Linked DNA regions of Mus musculus: region 1 is linked to region 2. Evidence: chromatin loops called from intact Hi-C (ENCODE). Cell type or tissue: left cerebral cortex. All regions are shown on one strand. Links, peaks and the distances in the headings refer to the core of each region. The heading gives the core; the rest is flanking DNA.

What was found. Hi-C counts contacts between places; a loop is a spot of excess contacts. Peaks named below come from ENCODE experiments on the same cell type or tissue, not always from the same donor. Only the 100,000 strongest peaks of a DNase experiment are listed, where the experiment ranks them.
Region 1: a loop joins it to region 2, with 2.6 times the contacts of the local background. A loop is called at or near these places in 10 of 42 quality-filtered maps.

What each region holds. Positions count from the first base shown.
Region 1 is chr13:18,336,412-18,340,808 of GRCm38, reverse strand. The region is part of intron 3 of Pou6f2 (POU domain, class 6, transcription factor 2); the gene reads left to right. Gm46402 (a long non-coding RNA gene) reads left to right here. Exons shown (of 2, transcript XR_001780867.1): 2 at 1-540. Among named protein-coding and RNA genes, the nearest start is that of Gm46402, 8.0 kb to the left of the region's middle. In left cerebral cortex, for the core only: no CTCF peak of the experiment used is centred there; DNase peaks (open chromatin) are centred at 1,551 and 2,649; H3K27ac peaks cover 887 bases.
Region 2 is chr13:18,122,126-18,126,522 of GRCm38, reverse strand. It overlaps Pou6f2 (POU domain, class 6, transcription factor 2), which reads left to right. Exons shown (of 9, transcript NM_175006.2): 9 at 857-1,563. The coding sequence ends at 1,361. Among named protein-coding and RNA genes, the nearest start is that of 4930448F12Rik, 24 kb to the right of the region's middle. In left cerebral cortex, for the core only: a CTCF peak has its summit at 1,881 (motif pointing left); DNase peaks (open chromatin) are centred at 802 and 1,912.

The DNA of each region.
Region 1 (4,397 bases), core at 212-4,211, 210 kb before region 2:
TTGAAGTTTCTCATTATGGTGATAAAAGCTGCTATAAATATATTTTCCTGAAACACATCAATAGTTTAAAATGTTGCAAGCAGATAAAAATATTATTTTATGATTACCATCTGAATATATACCAGTGTTGACATGCTTTTCAGATATTACCTAGATGTTTATTCATTGTTCATCTTTCCAAACACAAACACCAGACAAATAGGGTACAAAGATTCCAGTAATAAAAAAGGATAGAACTTAATCAATGCGTTTTACCTGTTCCCCTTCTAGATCAAAGTTAACTGCTCTCTCTTGATAAATGGCCAAGGTCACCAACTAGAATGATAGCCACTGCATTTATAATCTGGAAAATGAAGGGAATTCCTCTTGTAAGGCTGTGACTTGTAGGCACTAGATTGAGAATTCTTTAATTTAAAGGAGAAAGCACTCAATTTTATAAGAATGCATGTCAGTTCCTCCATCTAGAGTAGGTTTCCCATATTTACTGAGTAAATCTGGATAGTATATTGCTACAGAATGGCAAGAACAGGACAGAATGAGCAGCTGACACTGCTCAGATCCTCCTTGACTTTCCTAGTACCAGGGACTTCACTGAACTCAACATATGGAGCAAATATCATTGCTGCAGCAGTTGTGTCATGTTTCCATGACTTGCTAAGATCAGAAGTAGTTGTGACCCATGTCATTGGTCTGAAATAAGGTACATGCTACAGGCAAAGAGTCTGCTGGTGTGGGATCAATTTTCATGGCATTAAACTTAGAATTTGCCCATGAAATAAAGTGTTGTGCTCTCTCAAGGATCTCTGCAAAATTTCTTGACTGTGCCTGTAATATTTCTGTTCTTCATGGAACTATTCTTCTTGGCTTTTAAGCTTATCACCAATAATATTTTGGATTCTTAGAAAAATATTATAACTTGAATATTTAAGATGCTTTCTTACAAAGTATGAATTGTTAGCTAATGATTAGCTAACTTGCTTGTTCCTCAGATGTTTTATTAACTAGAGATTTCATTGTGTCCCAAGGATACCAGTTAAAAGGCACTCTGACCCACATTCTCAATATTGCAATATTCCAACATGAGCAATAGAGAAAGCATAGTTTACTGAGTAAGATAGTACATAAAACTAGGTAATTTTTCAAATCTTTCAATATTGTGGTATTTAGCCTGAATTCCACCATTTGAATTTTCAGTCATATTAGCTGCCTTTCACATTCCTTAAGTTCTCAGTAATTTAAAACCTTACAGACACTAGGCAGTGTGAAGCTTCCTGCACTGCTATATTCTTGTTATCTGCAATTGGAAGGAACAGTTTGCCAAGGACCATGCCTTCCCCTCTTATTCCACGGAGGAGCCATTCTGTCCAGCGGCCTGTGGTGAGCTGAGTAAAGAGCCCTGGAGCAGAGAGCTTGCTCTTGGGACCTCTCCACATGGTCATACAAGCTCCTGCTGGCAGCCAGCGTTCTACTAGGAACGTGAGCTTGGGCGTCTCACCCCCACCACATGGTTACATTACTGCTCTTCCCAGTGACTCATTTTCCCGCACAGCAGAGTCTTTAAAAAAACATAAAACCTTATGACTTTAATTATATCAATCCATCTGCTCAATTGTCCCCCACTCGTGTTTTCCGGGCTCCCAGTTGTGAAATCAGAGCATGCGGTTATTTCCTCTGAGATGTTTCATTAAATGGTATTCAGCACAGAGGAAAGCATTTTTGAATCTTTAATGTTCTGCTACCCACAGATATGTGGACCTCCTGTCCTGCTTGTTTTAGCATAAATTGTTTAGAAACTCCACCGATAGTGCATGCTAAAGCCAGTACCATATGAGCTCCATCCTGTGGACAATAAGCCAAGGTTATTGGAAATTTTCTATTAGGAAATAATGTGTTTCTGTTTTAATAATGAATTGAATTCCTTAAATATTGAATATGATGATATTCTCAGAAATTATTATAATTAAAATAAGATTGTGAACATGAGTGGAAATATTCTCTTATAAGCACATGGATGCTTTCAACCGTGCCCTATTGGGAAGTCTTCATGGGTTGCTGAGAGAATGTGTGTAGATGGCACTCTCTGATATCACACAGTACTGTGGCCCTATGTGCTCCTGAGACTTAGCCTCTATAAATTTTGCTGTGAAGATTAGTGTCCATCGGTTGTTGGGACCCTGTGATTTTTTTTTCAGATGAAGATAAAAGGCAGTCATGTGTTCATCTCTAGGAAGGAGGCGGGCTGGGATGGCCTGTTGGATGTGCTCCTGGAGACTGCCTTTCTTGGTGTCTCTGGCCATCCTGCTTTGCAGAACATTACCCTTTACCCCAGGTGTCAAAGCATCCTTTGTTCCAAACATGCTTCTTATCTCTTCTCCACATAAGCAAAATGACTATTTAATGGAGACTTCTCAAAAAAGCTTTGCTTCCTGCTAATGTCAGTCTTCTTGCCAGCACACTGAATTTTCCATGCATCACTAATCCCATTGTTTCTATTTCTATGACATGTAACAACTTTCTACAAGGAAACCCATCCAGATCAGGGCGCCATCTGACAAAAATAACTTTGTTGCCAGACTTAGCTGAATATAAGCTGTCTTCTACAACTCTTTTCAGACTTAGCTTTCTCACTGTGCTCAGGAGCCTGTTCTTTCTCTTTCTACTTTTGGTTCACACATTTGTAATACCTTACACATCCCAATCTGCTGGGTTGTTTACCTAGAGGCAGTACCCACCAGGATGGTGATTCCAGCCATCTCATACAGTTTAGGACTCGCTACTTTTCCTATCCTAATTAGTATCATCTCATCTTTTTGTTCCTCGCTATAAATAGGGTTTTCACTTTCCTGACTCACTTTAGAAGCCCATTTTTACTGGCCGAGATTCACAGGCATTCCTTTCTAGAACAGGAGGAGAAGAAACAAAACCAATGTCACAGAGGGATTAGTGAATATCATGAGGAGAATGCTCCCACATATGAAGCAGCAGCTGAGGAGGCTCCAGGGAGAACCTAGTCATTCACATGTGACTTGGTAAGGCAGTTGTTACCACCTCCACTTCAGCCAGTTAGGGCCACACAGATGTGGTGCCCACATTGCCCCTTTCCTTCAATGTCACTGAGCCTCAGCCTGTTTTTCCTCTAAGGTCCTTGGTGTTAACAAGGTTTGGTCTCCATCAGATTGCATTTAGTCCTTTACTTCCTGGGTATTGTCTGCACTGAGCTTTTTAACATACAGGAAACTCTTCTTTAGAATAGCTGTCACTGAGGTCTATTGTCATTTCTACCTATTGACACCACCTGCAGGTAATTCACCCTTGCAGCTGTCACTTCACACTGTCACCAGAAGTAGCTAGCAAAGGGAAATGGGATGCCTGGTGCCTATCAGCAGTCCTTGGTGTCTCCTGATGTTAACATGTGGGGGGACTTAGCTTGCACCTCCTGGATTGTACAGACACTTCTGTGACAGGATCATTGTTCAGTGGCTTTGAAGGAAATCAAAGATGGCAAGAATAAGCTACAAGGTATGATAATTATTGAAAGAAAGTACTAACCAAGCACATTTGCATTTTCTGGCATGTCCCTTGAGTAGATGCTGCTATTATTGGGTTAAGCAGCAAAATGCAATTGCAAGCTCCTCCTGAGAAACTGTTAATATAATATGTATTGAAAACCCTCTACTCTGGCCATTTCTTTTGGTGGTTTCAAAATAAAAATCAGAGAACCACGAAATTCTCTTTTTAAAGGGGACACTTTATAAGATTATTTCTTCTCCCTTGCATTTAGCAAGCAGAAAAATGAAAGTGTGGAAGTATTAAGAGACTTGTTCAAGGTTAAACATAATGAAGATTCCTCAAAAAAATATAACAGAAACCTCTTTCTCAGTTAATATCATAGCAGCCATGTACAGCACTGTGCCCTTTACTTTGCTTCTGTGGCATTGGTAATAACAGAAACTTATTCTTGCCTTCAGACAGTGTTTGCATCTTCTCTCTCACTCTTGTGGTTTGAAACAGCTAAGGCATCAGCTCCAACCAATATTCACTTGAATTTGAAATTTGCTGAACGATCTGGCTGCTTTTCATTTTTTACCATTTCACACCTTGTCCGCATCTTGAGCAAGCTTGTAAGTTTTCAGCGCATACATTTCTTGTGATGATATATTGTCCTGGTGGAAAATTTCATTTACTGGCTGTGCCCTTTGCTGAACCTGTTGCTAGTCAGGGAACATGATAAGCGTATAAGTAGCATGCTACTTCATTTATCATACATCGTTTCAGACACTCAAATATCTCATATACAATTCTGCATTCTGCATAGCAAAGATCTACCCAACTCAAGAAAAAAAATCTTTAAAAAAATTGTCAGCTCATGATTTATAAATGTATCCTCTTAATAAAAA
Region 2 (4,397 bases), core at 306-4,305:
AAACGTAGCAAAGAATTGCTGATGGCAATTGATGTATAGAAGACCTCATTTACAGAAAATGATATCATTCAAGTCCAGTTTGCAGATGTCCCACATTAAACACAGCATGATGCCCTGGTACAAAAGTGCACCATTACAGTGGATGCTGATTGGAAGGCACGAGGTGGCCTAAGCCCACCCAGGGGTGGGGTAGTCCATAGTAATTACAATGTATCCAGCTGTTTAGGCCAGAACTGCAAAGTAACAACTGGTCTATGTTTTACCTGGACAGGAGGCATGTTGTTAACTTACATATGGGGAAAATTGTTACCAGAGAGAAAGAAGTTAAAATAAGACACAAGGGGAGATAAAAAGAGCGGCATGAGGAGGAGCTTGGCCCAGTAGCCTTCCCAGACTATGATACTAGCTGTAATATTTATCCAAAACCAACACAATGGAGAAGAAAACCAAACATAAAACACAACCGTTTTAAGTGGAAGAATATGACGACTGTTATCTTGAACATCACTGTCTTGGTTAATTTCTGCCTTAAGAATTCTGAAGGTTGGGGAAATGAATCTGGGAACAGCTTGGATCTCAAGAGGAAAAAAAAAAAAAAAAAAAGGCCTGCAAATTGCTTGTGTTTCCTGTACACCGGTGCCTCTTTCCCCTCCCCTGTCTCTGTGCCTGGGGATCTGCATGGCTGGCATGGAGCTTGCTGGGAGGGTGGGTGCTGGCTGGGACAGGGCTGGCTACCTTGCAGCTGGCTGCTAATCTGGAGTGAATTCACCCTGCCAGGCAATCAGGCAGGCAGGCAGGAGGCCCACCCTGGCAGCGGACTCAGTGTAAGACTGTTCTTTCTCAATTCTCCCCCCAGACACACCATCCTGAGAAGCCACTTTTTCCTACCACAGGAAGCCCAAGAGAACACTATAGCTAGCAGTCTGACAGCCAAACTGAACCCTGGCCTTTTGTATCCTGCCAGGTTTGAAAAGCTGGACATCACCCCTAAAAGTGCCCAGAAGATCAAGCCGGTGCTTGAGCGGTGGATGGCTGAGGCTGAGGCCCGCCATCGAGCAGGTATGCAGAATCTCACGGAATTTATTGGGAGTGAGCCATCCAAAAAGCGCAAGCGGCGCACCTCCTTCACGCCCCAGGCCCTTGAGATCCTCAATGCCCACTTTGAGAAGAACACACACCCCTCAGGGCAGGAAATGACCGAGATTGCTGAGAAGCTAAACTACGACCGGGAAGTAGTTAGAGTTTGGTTCTGCAATAAGAGACAAGCTCTAAAGAACACAATCAAACGCTTAAAGCAACACGAGCCCACCTCGGCGGCCCCCCTGGAGCCCTTAGCAGATTCTCCAGAAGAAAACTGTTAGACACACCCATTCATGGTCGGAAGGAAGCATCACAGAAACTGAGCACTACCCTGAATCTCCACAAAAAAAGAAAGGAAGGAAAGAAGAAAGAAGAAAGAATTTAAAGACTTGCCCCAGTCATCATCTCCCTTGTATGTAAAAGACTAAAAAACAAAAAACTACCAAATGGGCAGAATGGTTTATACGTGTCCGTTGGTTTTCCAAAAGGAAAAAAAAAAAAGAATTTTAAATTTTTAAACAAGAAAAATGCCACATGAAGGAGTATGTGGTAGGATCATTCGCTCCCCCACCTGCCTCCCTAACGCCGGTTTTTTTAAAGCAAACCAAATAACCACTTATTCTTTTCTGTATATGATGAAAATGTGAACACCTTTTAAGGAAAAAGAAAAAAAAACTAAACCAAAAAAATAATAAATAAATAAATAAAAGAACAAAAACAAAACAAAACAAACAAACAAACAAACAAAAAAACCCGCCAACACAAACTCGTATCTGTTCAAAGCGAATGCAAGTCTGCCACCTGGAGGAGCACTGCATCCCTTCAGGGACTAAGTGCTGCTCGCTGCAAACCCTTTTAACCAAAGTCGGAACCACTGCAAACGCTACTGCTCGCTCGCCTCTGCGTGAAAAGTTGTGTTAGGAATTTTTACCTTTGTACCAACGGAAAAGTGGGAAGCCCGCTTTCTCCCATCTTTCTCGCCTGTTGTCTGGGCCGCCAGGGTGAATGCCATTGTTGAAATCACTCTGTGTGGCTCACTGTCTACCAATTTGCTTCTTAGCAGATGAAGTAGCTTCCTTTTGTTTTGGTTTGGTTTTTTGTTTTGTTTTCTGAATTGTGTCATTTCCTTTTTCTGTTTTATGTTAGGCAGATGGTGGAGTGGAGAAACAACATGGATGGTGGTGTGTCAAAGCACTCGTGGCTTTCTTCTCACTATGAGTTGTAGGTTTGAGAAAGAAAATGGAGCCCACACCTCCCTTTCCTCCCTACTTCTCCATCTCCCTTTCATGTGGCTCCTGGGATCTTCTGGAAGATAGCAGAGGTGGGAAGGAGCCGTTTCTTCCCCACTCCCATCCTGCAAAAATGCAGGAGACACTCCAGGATAACTAGGTCTATCTGCTGAACGACTGTCAACACCCAGCAGAGGCTGGAACTGCGCTCACGGTCCACACCAGAGATTGGGATTTTTTCTCAGTCTACTAGCCACATATGTGGAGAGCTGATCAAAATTAATTCTGTAATATAAATATAAGCTGCACATATGGTTCAATACTTACATCTGTGTTTTGCTTCTGTTCAAAGCAAATTCTCTCAGAAGTCTGATAGCCAAAGAAATGTCTCAAGGTTTCAGTCCACACACACACAAGCACGTTCACACTCATCCACCTCGCAAAAAGAGAGACCACAAAAAAAAAAAATGATGGTGACCTAGACTGTTAGGGGCGGTCGAGTGTCTGTTAACCTCGTCTTTTCTGGTACTTGTTTCATCAGACAGTGTTGACAGACATTTGGAGCTGGGGTACATCTGTTCTTGGACTATATAAATGGCATAGAAATGTGACAGGCAAATTTAAGCAATTGGAACTAGGCTCTGGCTTCTTGACTCGGAAAGAAGTTTAGCAACAAAGGCTCTCCAATAAAGAAAAAATATACACGTAGCTTATAGAACACATCAGAAGAGCCTTCACTGTTAGCATATTAATTCACTTTTAAAAGAACTTCCCCCAGGCATGGGCCATGAAACCCAAGAAGGCCACCGAATAAAGGGCAAAGAAACCCCTGGAGCCTGCTGATTTTTTTTCACCCAGGTGAGGGCAGAGGGTTCTATCAAAGCAGGCAAGAGAGAACCATCAACATAAATAAATACTCATGAGTAATTAAAAAGCATGCTCATGTACTATCTAGAGGCAAATCATGAAAGGGGAAGAGATAGCCCACCTCCAGCTGCCCAGATGATTACAAAGACTATCTCCCCTCCCCCCCCCCTGCCCCAGCATGCTCTTCCCACCCAGGGGTTCTAGTTTTTTGTTCTGTTGGCTCCTTTGCTGGTTATGAAAATGGGACAATGTAATAGTCCCCTCAGATGGTCCAATCAGCAATCATAAAACTCCCAACAAGGAAGCTAAAAAACAATAATTCTGGACTAGAGTCATTAGTAACAGTGTCTCCATACCACTAGTCTGATTCTAATTGGACCACAACCAGCCCGATTAGTGCCAACAACATCCTGGTAGCATTTCACAACTGCAAAAACTGCACAAATACCAGCAACCCAGAAACCGAAACTTTATTGATTAAAACAGATTTTGTATTCTCCTAGGACCTGCTCCAAATTCCATCAAGAAAAGCTCCCCAAGAGGAGAAGTTAACAAGATAACATACGACCAATGCTAAATGTTTAAAATCTGAACCGGAAACAGGCACATGAGGCCTGCTCAGTTCTGGCATCTATGATTGGGAGAGCATAGAATAGTAAAAATATAAAATAAAACTAATCACCCAGAGTAGAATAAAAAAGAAGCGAATTCATCCCATGGTTGTAAAACTATTCACATGCAGTGATTTTTTTATAGTTTTATAATTTTGTATTGTTTTATAAATTATTTATATAGTGTTGTAATGCTTCTTATATTGATTTTTTACTGATAAATTTTTTGCTACAAGGCAGAAAAGATGCCTGAACAGATTCTTAGGAATATAAACTGTACTTGGGAACACATAAGCCTTCAGGACCACACCTACTGCTTAATTTTTTTTAGATATTTCTTATTTCTTCTGGTAAACAACTTCATATGCCAATAACATCTAAGTGTCTTTTATGTTTCCATGAACTGAAGGCTAAGGTTGCCACCAACAAAAAGCAAAAGCCACTTTGGGTGTATGTGATTGTATTTCAAGCTTCTGTGTGTTTCTCACCCATTTAAAATTGTCGTCATCTTCATCTTCTTCATTATTGATGAGACATGACAGCCGATATGTATTTTACACTTGCTTGTGGGGGGTGTTTTCTCTTTCAACCAAAAAGATATTTTGAATAG